2 separate regions of the Homo sapiens genome follow, and region 1 is linked to region 2. A link is a contact called in ENCODE Hi-C or POLR2A ChIA-PET data. All regions are on one chromosome and are shown on one strand. Each heading gives the region's core, a stretch centred on a gene start or an enhancer-like site at or near the end of the contact. The rest is flanking DNA. Distances are from core to core; before and after follow the strand shown.

Evidence for each region. A loop is a pair of places that touch in the nucleus more often than their neighbours do. ChIA-PET counts read pairs that join two places held with the same protein, here RNA polymerase II (POLR2A). Pooled maps may share reads with other maps.
Region 1: a pooled map shows a loop between it and region 2 (7-fold over the local background). The contact joins two enhancer-like sites. A Hi-C loop is called at or near these places in 1 of 37 single-sample maps with no recorded cell type and 3 of 50 pooled maps. POLR2A ChIA-PET finds 5 or more read pairs at or near these places in 1 of 52 experiments (activated T-cell).

The regions. Positions count from the first base shown.
Region 1 is chr10:110,773,398-110,779,161 of GRCh38, reverse strand. All of the region lies in intron 1 of RBM20 (RNA binding motif protein 20), which reads right to left. Among named protein-coding and RNA genes, the nearest start is that of PDCD4-AS1, 95 kb to the left of the region's middle. RefSeq lists enhancers at 4,400-4,589, 3,480-4,679. Within about 2 kb of position 4,066, at least 4 of the 41 ENCODE cell types and tissues checked have a DNase peak (open chromatin) inside an H3K27ac peak, as active enhancers do.
Region 2 is chr10:110,386,016-110,391,781 of GRCh38, reverse strand. No RefSeq gene overlaps it. Among named protein-coding and RNA genes, the nearest start is that of SMNDC1, 84 kb to the right of the region's middle. RefSeq lists enhancers at 2,920-2,989, 3,000-3,159, 3,210-3,489. Within about 2 kb of position 3,406, at least 3 of the 41 ENCODE cell types and tissues checked have a DNase peak (open chromatin) inside an H3K27ac peak, as active enhancers do.

The DNA.
Region 1 (5,764 bases), core at 2,817-5,316, 390 kb before region 2:
TACCTAAGGGGCTGCCAGACATTTGTCAGCTTATTAGCATACAAAAAGATATTTATCCGATTCCAAAGACTTTTGGAGTTTTATGCTAGGAAACCTGAGGAAGACCAAATCTCACAATATCACAGTTCCCTTCAACTGAGCTCTCAAACCTAACTAGTATAAGGAATAACCAAAAAATTACAAGTAAAAAAATCTGAATTTGAGGTAGGGGACAATAGCAGACTCTCACCGAATCTTACTGCAGAAAGGGTGTCCGTCTGACATGTGTCTTTCATGTGACCTATATTGGTTGGTTATAGTGGTTTCTGGACCAAAAATCAGTGTGCATGGTCTGGAAACTGGAAAGACTTTCCCAGAACATCTGGGATATGTGGTTACCACAGGCAGGGAGGGAATCTTTGGTTAAGACCACATTTTCCAGGTTTTAAATTCCCCTCTGAAAAGTGGGTGTCATCAGGAAATATGTTCAGGATGTTGATGAACTGGAATTCTGGGACATTTGAATGGGAAGAAGGGGACTGGAAAACTGGAAATTGGAGTTGCCATAAACAATGCATGCTGTACAATAAGCATGCTTAGGCAGTACAGGGTAGACACTGCACAACTGGGACACCTTAGTCTCCACTGTCACAGGTTCTGTACAGTAAAAATCCAATGATAATGGAACAAAAACGAGAGAGGCTGGGAGCTAGCTCAGCTGAGGAGGAAAAGGGAGACATAGCAAGTGACATGGGTTGCCACACTGTCTTGTTGGAAGGGAGTTCCCAGAACATCAGGCACACCCACATTTAAATGTAAGTACAAAGCACATTTGAGAGCCAGATAAAATGCCTTTGTTATTCTTTCCCATTTGCATGAAAAATCAAAAATTGCCTATAAGTTGTTAAAAAGACACCACCTTCCCCAGCCAGCAGCCCTGCTATGCTCCAAGGGCAGAACAGGCTGGCTGCATTTTAAAATATGGGGGAAGAGGGCACTGAAAGTTAAAGGTAGTTACAGCCCTGTTCTCCTTTGGGGAGCCGGGCTGGTTGCAAACAAGCCTTGGGGGTCCCTGGGTGACCCAGCACAAATTCAACAGCAGCAGAATGGGGAGCGACCAATGTCTATGTAGGCAAGAATACGGAAGGAAGAGGAGAATGGATGGTCAAGAGTCTGATGATAGATTTTGACTTGTGTAGTATTAAGTAGCTGAGCTTTAGAAAAGCAATTAAGCTTAACTCAAAACCGTGGCCACACAGGGCCAACTCTTCCTCCCAGGTTTGTCCATCATACAGCCTGTTCTTGCTAACAAGGCGATAATGAGGTGCCAAGTTGGTTTCCATGACCAGAGTAAGACAAGGTTGGTTTTGTTTTTCCCAGAGAAGTCAGCTCTATTTTCTAAAATTGCATTCTGGGCAGGAGGGAGCTCTTAGTAGAGATTCCCCTTTGCCACTGAAAGGACACGTGAGGAAGGGCTTTCCAACTAGGAAAGCCAGCCATGCTGGGTATTTGCAGGTCAGCCATGGGAAACCTGTCCTTTTCAGAGTATGGCCCAGGTTACAGACGTTAACCCATTCAGATTCCTCAAAAAATAAGAAAACTAACCAGGTTTTCTTCTTAATTTTTGCTTTGACTAGGAAATTTTCATCATTCCCAACTTTAGTCAACCTTGAGTAGAAGTGATTTCACATGAATCATCAGAGCTGAGCACCTGCTTTCATCCAAACACCCTAGACAAAGAAGAAAAAACACATCATACTATTTTTAAAGCCCTAAAATTCTTAGCCTGCAATAGTTAATAACCTGAAATTGAGGTGCATATAGTAGTGATCATATTTCTGAACCAAAAATTGGGGTGCATGATCTGACACCCCTGGAAGCTGGAACTGATGTCTCCTGCTGTCTTCCCACTCCTTAGTTTGTCACTTTTATATCACTCAGCACATCCTGTGCCTTGGGTTAAAAATAATTGCGTGCGTGCCTTTCTACTCCACCAGACATAAGTTCCACAAGAGAAAGGAGTGTGTCTTGGAGAATCTTGTATTTCCTCAGCACACTGCCTCCCACTTTATGGGCACAAAGTAATTGCCGTGAACAAAATGAAGAAGGAAGATAAGGGGTATGGCTCATCAGAATCTGGTGGCTTTGAGGCAATATGGACACCTCTTTTATGAGTACCCAATTCTGTGGAGAAAAACCCACAAACAGCTCAAAAAGGACAATCTAAATACACCCAAGAAGCAAATAAAACTAAACCTACAAGCAGGTACAAAGTCACCTTCCTAGGTCACTATCTACAATTTCCCACTCCAATGCAGGAGCTTCAGTACACTCTTTCTCTGTCTAAGTTCAGGTTTTTAAATTGAGTGGATAATCCCTGCAGTAGGCTGAATAATAAAAATGTTCACATTCTAACCCACAGAGGCTGTGAATATGTTATCTTACATGGTAAAGGGGACTTTGCAGACATGATTGAATTAAAGATCTTGATTATCTGAATTTCTGAATTTAATTTGGTATGCCCAATGTAATCACAAGAGTCCTTCTAAGACGGAAGCAGGAGGATCAGAGTCAGCGAGAAGATATAAGGATGGAAACAGAAGTCAGAGAGGAGAGAAGATGCTTTGCTGCTGGCTTTGAAGATGGAGGAAGGGGCCATGAGCCAAAGAAATGCAGGAAGCCTCTTAGAAACTAGAAAAGACCAGGAAACAGATTGTCCCTTAGAGCCTCCAGAAGGAACTAACACCTTGACCGTAGTCCAGTGAGGCTGGTTTTGGACTTATGGCCTCCAGAACTGTAAGATAATACATGTATGTTATTATAAGCCATTAAATTTGTGGCAATTTGTTACAGCAGCAATAGAAAACCAACACAATTCCCAAGACAATTAGATGCAAAAGTGGCTTCCACTAGAGAGGCGGTGGTAGGTGTAGGGGCTGACTGGACCTTGCTGGTATGAATTGATCCCCCCAGAGTACAGACCATCTGACCAAACATCCAAAGACCCTCTGGGAATGTAGTCAGGGGCCAATTCTGCACAAATAGGGGCCCAAGCAACGTGTCTCAGACCTGGCCAGTCCAAGAACCACATCCCTCTGGCAACAGTGATTGGCTCATGGGGGAACACTCTCGGATACTTTGTTAGAGCTATCAGGCATGATTCTCTGTCATGCCATGGTTGCTAAATTGTTGTTAAGCCATCACTTAATGACAGCCTGCTTGAGAATAAAGCCAACTCAGAAGATGCTGGCCTGAAGACAGAGGTACAGGCAGCTCCTTGATGACTTCCTAGGAATGCCTTGAGCCAGCTTCTCCTGAATCCACCCTGTACTTTGCTGGACATGAAGCAATGCATTTCCTTTATTTGCTTAAAGAAAGCCAACCTACGTAAACCACGGGCATTTAACCATCTTTTAAAGACGGTTCCTGTCTGTGGCCCACATTGACTTGAAGGTTCCTGGTCACCCTCCAGTTTCCTCTGCAGGAGTGGACTGACTGTGAGGACCCAGTAGTTGGAGCTACAGGGTCACTATCATCATCATAGGGAGAAAAGAGGATTAGAAGATAAGGAGTGGGCAACTGCTGAGAGAGGAGGCAGCAGGCATGGGGATGGGATTTGAGGGATCCAAGAGAGTCTTAACATCTGGTTGGTGAACCAGGACTTAAAGGGCTGTGGAATAACAAGGACACAGCTGAAGTGCAGTAGAGTGAATGTGCGTAGATGTATCAGCAGGCTCTCTCCTGGTAATGTCCAGCCATCCAGAAGCAGGAGCCAAGAACCACAGCCCAGAGCATGGTAGTGCCTAAACTCATGCACCGGCCACATCTGCAATAAGCACAATATCTTCCAAGATAACCAGTTCAGGAATTTAAATTCACTTCCAGTGCAACTGGCTGAGTGGTGAATGCGCCATTTCTTCTTTTGTGCTAAAATATAGAAAGTAATCGAGGTGAGAGGGCTGATGACCAGGCAAGAAAATATTTTCTAGGTATGACCACACTATAAAGGTGTGGCCAAATAAATGCAACGCTGAAGGTCAGATCTTTAGAGCAGAGTTGAGAATTTATGATCTTTCCATGTCTTTATGACACATTCTGCTAGTGTCAACACAGGAGAGACTTAAAGCAAAGAGAGGATTAATGTCAACTTAACTAACAAGAACTACATTATAGTTTTCCTTCCTTCTGAACCATTTTTCTTTAAAACATTCCTTATTTATGGTATTTTGGTGGGAATTTCTTTTTAATATTTATCTTTCCTAGATCAAAAATTCTCAACTCTGCTATAATGCTTTCAGAAGCTAGGTCAGAATATGAACTAGAGAGGGACATTCCTGAATGTCAGGTTACAAAGGTGACAATGACAACACAACAGTCATATTGGGGCTAAAGTTCAAACTCTAGCTAGTGATCACACTTTAAGAGTGAGCTGAGGCCTTACAGACAATTTAGTTTAACTCACTCATTCTACAGACAAAAACAAAACAAAACAAACAAAAAGAAAACAACAAAAAACAAACAAACAAAAAACCGCAAAAGCCAATGAAGTTGGCGTCCTCTGTGAAACCGCCTAAGTCACACACCGAGACAGAGAAGAGCTGGGACTGGAATGCAGGCTGCCTCTGTCCTCAGGGCTGATGGAGGTAGCTGTGGTCGGATACACGCCTATCAACATATACCAGATGAATTCTCTCTTTGCAAGGAGAAGATGAGGCCACACACCTTTTGGATAGTGCTCTTTCTTGATAACAATAGGGCTGCTGGGTCTTCACTAGCTTGGCCTCTGTGACTAATTTCGAGACTACTGGGTCAATGCTGCTATTCTGTGTTTGGGCCTTAGCCATGACATTACCATATGATGATTCATATCACCATGACACCTCTTGGAATGATTCATAACAGCAATATAATCCTATCATCTCTCTTTTGTTTTGTGTTTTTCAGTTGGTGTGTTAATGAGTGTTCTCACTTCATTAGCTGTCTCATCTCCAGAACAGCCATATGGACAGCTAAGTCAAATATGACCATTTCCAGTCTATAGTAAGAAGACTGAGACCAAGAAAGATCAGATGAACCGTGTGAGGTCATCCAGTGAATAAGGGACTTGACTGGGACTTGAAGGAGGGTTTTTAAACTGTAAGGCCAATATTCTATCCTCTGTTTACACGTTCATTAAAGGGAGCTCCAAAAACCACATTTCTGGGCCTACTTCCTTTGGGCCAGTTAAACATGAGTTTGGGTTAGTTAAACATGAGTTTAACTAACATGTTTGGTATCAGATCCCCGGGCTTTCAGTCCACTGTGCTCCGTACGTCGCTTATCAGGCAGAGCACAGTCTCAGAACCAGGGGACTATGCAGTCACAATGGGGCAGCTGGTGGGTTTAGAACTGACACGAGAGGCCTGCCTTTCATGCTGGACTTATTAGAACGGCTCAAAACCTGCCAAAGAGAACTGATCCTGCAGCAAATGCAGAGAAAATGATACACATTCTGCTAGTGTCATCACAGGAAAGACTTAAAGCAGAGGATTAATGTCAACTTAACTAACGAGTCCCATAGTATAGTTTTCTTTCCATCCTTCTGAACCATTTTTATTTCTTTGAAAATATTCTTTATTTTTATAAAATGAGGGTATGGTATTATAGGTGAGAATTTATTTTTAATATCCATATTTGGTTTTTTTTGAAAATTTTAAAATACAGAAATATGAAGAGGAAAACAAACACTTATGAATTCAGTGCCCATTATCCAAAATGAATAAATGCTACTGTAATGGTCATTTTG
Region 2 (5,766 bases), core at 2,157-4,656:
AAGCAGCTGTCCACAGAGCTAACCCAGGTGGACCTCACCGCGGCCTGTCACTGGTGCCCCAAAGGTCCCTCGCTCTGTAGGCAAACCTGGTGTTCCAACAAGTTGCAGAGCCTGCACCGGTCTGGAGAGGGCTCCAGGGCTGGGGACCAAAAAGCTATGATCGCCCAGACAGGTCTTTGGAGGAAGAGCTAGAAAGCCCTTGGGTGATGACTGAAAAAAAAAAAAAAAAAAAAAAAAAAATCCCAGCACCATGTTTTTACTTAAGGTTATCCTGAGATTCTGCCATATTAGTACACAGACGCCCTTCTTACGCTTTTCCATAGCTGCATAGTATTCTGGTGTGTGGACATCCCATAATTTATTTAGCCAGATCCATCTTAGTGGACATTTAGGTTGTTTCCTGTCAAGCTGTAGGACGGGTTCCTAGAAATAGCAGTACCAACTAGAAGAGTGCAGGCCTTTATCCTTTCACTGAATGTTGCCACCAAGCCCTCCACAGAATGTTGGGCCAGCTTCTCCTCCCCTACTCGCCAACAGCATCAGCAAACATTTTGGTCTTTCGCAAACAGACAGATGAAATACAGAGTCTCAGCGTAGCTTGAATTCTCATTGCTGTTATTAGGAGGTGGATGAGCACCTTTCTACGTTTAAGAGCCAGTGGTATTTTGTGTGGGGTTTCCATCTGTCCCTTCAAGGAACTCTATTATTTATTTTATTTTTCTTTCTTTTTAGAGATGGGAGCCCTACTCTGTTGACCAGACTGGAGTGCAGTGGTGCCATCACAGCTCACTGTAGCGTTGAACTCCTGAGCTCAAGGGATCCTCCCGCCTCGGCCCTCCAGAGCACTGGGATTACAGGTGGGAGCCATGTTGCACCCACCAAAACTTCTTATTTAAACTCTCTAACCACTGGGTGAGAGTTGTCAGCATTGTCATAGCCCCTGTAAACTATTTAAATGAGAATTGTTTTCCTAAGGACAAAACTTGCCTAAAGTAAGACAAGACTTGAATTAGCTTTGTTTGTTTTGTTTTGAGACAAGGTCTTGCTCTGTTGCCCAGGCTGTAGTGCAGTGACACGAACCTGGTCCACTCCAGTCTCAAACTCCTGGGCTCAAGCAATCCTTCCATCTCCGCCTTCTGAAGACCACAGGTGCACACCGCCATGCTTGGCTAATTTTTAAAACAAATTTTGTAGATGGGGGCCTCCCTATATTGCCCAGGCTGGTCTCAAATTTCTGGGCTCAAGCAATCCTCCTACCTTGGCCTCTCAAAGTGCTGGGATTACAGGCATGAGCCATGGCATCTGGCCAAGTTAGCCTGTTTCTTAATGAAGAAACTGAGACACGAACTGGACAATTAGAACCGAGGTCCTCTCACCTGTTCTTCCAGCTCATCCTTGGGTTTCCCCATCTTAGGAGGAGAAGGCTGGACTAGCGAGACCTTCGGAGTCAGGCCTGCACCACTCAGCAGGTCTCAGCGCTCATGTGTGAGTGACCCACCATGAGGTGAGTTTTAAGCCACATTACTCTTTCCGCTGCTGATTGTCAAGGTGCCATATTGATGGATAAGGAGGCTGGCTTCCAGGTCCCCCAGCAGCAGGAGGGCTGCCCTCACCCATTCACATCACACTCTTTCTTTCTTTTTTTTTTTCCTTTTTGTGGAGAACAAGGTCTCACTATATTGCCCAAGCAGGTCTCGAACTCCTGGGCTCAAGCTATCCTCCCGCCTCTGCCTCCCTAAGAGCTGGGATTACAGGCATGAGCCACCATGCCCAGCCACCACAACTTTCCATCATGAGGGAGAGGAGGGTGGGGTTGCTCTTGTGACTGTGCCCTATGCTGCAATGCTGCCCTTACCAGGTGGATGAGTTGAAGCCGGAGGGGCATCTGCAGACTTGCAGAGTGAAAACAGTACTGTCCAGGACGAGAGGGAAGGTCTGGCTATTGACAATGGACCAATCAGGTTCTCTCCCGGGCCTTTGCCTCTTCATCCACAATATGGCAGCATTGGGCAAGGTCACTGAGCCTTGCTGCTTTAAAATGTGCCTTTCTTTCCCTCAAATCAGGCATGCTCCTTCCCCACTCAGGCCCTTTGCATTTGCTCTTCCCTCTGCCCAGATGTCTTTTCCTCTAGATCTTCACACGCAGACCCCTTCTCATCATTCTGGTTGCAGCCTGAATGTTGTCTCCTCAGAGCAGTCACCTGGAGCTCTGGCTAAAGTCAGCCTCACCCGGTTCATCCCAGTTGAGGTTCGTCACCACTGTCACCAGCTGGAATCATCTGCTTCCTGATTTGCTGCTATGTTTCTGGTCTGTCTTCCCCTGTGAAGGCAGAGCCTCATGGGTGTTGCTCATCATTTCGTCTCAGTGCCTGGTGCAGACAAGGCTGAAGCAAAGCACAAGGGAGGTTCCGAGGCTGCAGGCTCCTCACGCCGAGGAGTCAGCCACCCCCGTGTGCCATGGAAATGCAGGCATGTGAGGCTGTGGTTCTTCAGGAGGGACACAGGGAGCAGCCAGACCTGGGGAAAGATTCAGTGGAATGACCCCCGAAACCTGGCATTTGGGGGCTTCTCTACCCCGGCCAGTCAAGCCTCTGGGACCTGAAGAGCCCCCTCACACTCCTCATGACAACCATGACAACCTCATGACAACTAACAGCAAAGGCAGCGGTTTTTTGAAAATGTGTCTTTTGGTGACCAATCCCAAGGGATCATTCACTTTCTGGCCTGGAGACAAGAAAGGGAAGACCTCCCCCAACACCCCCTTTCCCTGCTACAGGTCACCCAGAGGCATAATGTATAGACCTCCTAAATCCCCTCCCTTATCCCTCTAGACATCTCTCTGGACAGCGCGACAGTGAGTCTGTCCCCCTGGCGGCAGCTGGATCATTAACTGTGAGGTTTATCACGGGTGATAGGATTGAGCTCTGTGCTTCACGTTGTTGTTGGAAGGGAGATAAAAGAGGTCTTGGGAGCCATGAGTCCCCGACTTTCCCTTCTACCCCACTTTCCAGAGCAGCTGGATACAGGGAAAGTCACTCACACACTCCTCCTTGCTGGCCGCTGTGCACATGGTTTTGTCATGCATGTCACCCTAACACCAGATTACTTTCCCCAAGACATGCCAGGATCATTTCTTCTAGCCCAGCTGTGTTCGAACTAGCCCTTCACCAAGTGGTTCAGTTTCCTTGGTGGGGCCTGTATGATTGTGAGGGGCTGGGGGAAGTCTGGAGGCGGGTGTCAGGGAAGTATGAAGCCCAGTTCCTGCCACAAGGTTCACACCCAATGAATGGTCACTGTTATTACACAGGATGGTAGGCTTGTGGTTTGTTTTTTCCCTCTATTCTTTGGTCACTTTTCTATAAGCATATTATTTTTAGAATCAGAAAAAAAAACTCATGAAACAAAAGAAATGTGATGAGTGATTTACAGGGAGCAAAGGGCAGAGAGAGAGAGACAGAAAGAGAGAGAGAGAGACAGATGCTCTTTAGAAACCGTGGCTCTGGGCCCCGGAATTTAATCTGCAGTTAAGGAGGCTGAGAGAGGCAGGTGGGTGCACCCACAGGTCTCCTAACTGAGAACTTCCTGCCTTTGAGCCCACCTACTAGTCCCCAGGTTACAGATCTCAGGGAAACCCCAGGGCTCCCACCCCCTCCACACACACACCCACTCCCAGTCAGGCGGCCTGTGAGCCTGGGTTGGGGCTAACCGGAACCCAGCCAGCCTCTCTCCCACCTTCTACCTTCTGTTCTCAATGCTGTGCCCCTGGGCTGGGGCAGCCTGAGCTAGGTGATGTCGAGCCAGGAACAAGAGCCAAGGACCACAGAACCTGCTTTTGGTTCCACATGTCTCTGCCCCATCTTCCTTTTTCTTTTTCCACCTCGTTTCTTTTTTTTTCTCTTTTCTTTCTCTCTCCCTTCCTTTCCTTTCCCTTGCCTCCCCCATTCCCCTTCCCTTCCTTTTCTTTCTTCCTTCCTTCCTTTCTTTTTCTCTTTCTTTCTTTTTCTTTCTTTCTTTCTCTTTCTTTCTTTCCCTCTCTCTCCCTCCCTTCCTTCCTTCCTCCCTTCCTTCCTCTCTTTCTTTCTTTCTTTCTCTCTTTCTCTCTTTCTTTCTCTCTTTCTCTCTTTCTTTCTTTTTCTTAGAGAAAGGATGTCCCTCTGTTGCCCAGGCTGCAGTGAAGTAGCACAACCATGGCTCACTGTAACCTTGAACTCCTGGGCTCAAGCAATCCTCCTGCCTCAACCTCCTGAGTTGCTGGGACTACAGGTGTGAGCAAATGCACCCGGCACTTTTCTCCTTTTTTATTTTAAATACTTTTAGAGTAATTCCTTTACATAAATTGAACTTCATAAAAAGTTAGAACTTTGCACATTAAAAGACACTATCAACAGAGTGAAAAGACCATCCAAGAATGAGATACAGTATTTGCAAATCATATATCCGATTGGGGATTAATCCAGGATATCTAAAGAACTCTAAAACTCAGTAACAACAAAAACCCAAACAACCCAATTCAAGAAATGAGAAAAGGACTTGAATAGACATTTTTCCAAAAAAGATATACAAATGATATACACATGATATACAAAATGATATACAAATGATATACAAAAAGATATACACATTAAAATATGTTCACATCACTGATCACTAGAGAAATACAAATCAAAACCACAATGAGATACCACTTCGTACTCATTAGGGTAGCTATTATCAAAAAACAAGTAACAAGTATTGGTACGGATGTGGAGAAATTGGTGCCCTTGTGCATTGCCGGTGGGAATGTAAAATGAGGCAACCTCAGTGGAAAACGGTAGGCAGTTTCTCAAAAAATTAAACAGAATAACCATAGGGTCCAGCAATTCCACTTCCAAGTATAAACACAAAAGAATTAGAACAGGGACTCAAACAGATTTTTTTTTCCTTTTCTTGCTTTTCTTTCTTTCTTTCTTTTTTTTTTTTTTTTTTTTGGAGACAGAGTCTCACTCTGTTGCACAGGCTAGAGTGCAGTGGTGCGATCTTGGCTCACTACAACCTCCACCTACCAGGTTCAAGCGATTCTCCTGCCTCAGCCTCTGGGATAGCTGGGACTACAGGCACACTACCACCATACCTGGCTAATTTTTGTATTTTTGATAGAGACAGGGTTTCACCATGTTGGCCAGGCTGGTCTTGAACTCTTGGCCTCAAGTGATCTGCCCAGCCCACCTCGGCCTCCCAAAGTGCTGGGGTTACAGGTGTGAGCCACCGCACCCAGCCTCGAACAGATATTTGTATACTCATGTTCATAACAGTATTATTCACAATAGTAAAGGTGGAAACAACCTAAATGTTCACTGACAAATGAATAAATAAACAAAATGTGATACAATAAACTGGGTTGTTATTGTCTTTCAAAAGAATTCTGATACATGCTGCAACATGGACGGACCTTGAAAACATGCTAAGTGAAATAAGCCAGACACAAAGGGACAAATATTGTGTGATTCCACTTACATTATGTATCTAGAATAGTAAAATTCATAGAGATAGAAAGAATAGTGGTAACCAGGGGCTGTGGGGAGGAGGGAATAGGGAGTTATTGTTTAATGAGTATGGAGTTTCAATTTGGGATGATGAAAACATTCTGGAGCTGGATAGTGGTGGTGATGATTGTACAACAATGTGAATGTTCTTAATGTCACTGAAGTGTACATTTAAAAATGGTTAAAATGGGCTGCGCGGTGGCTCACGCCTGTAATCCCAGCACTTTGCGAGGCAGAGGTGGGT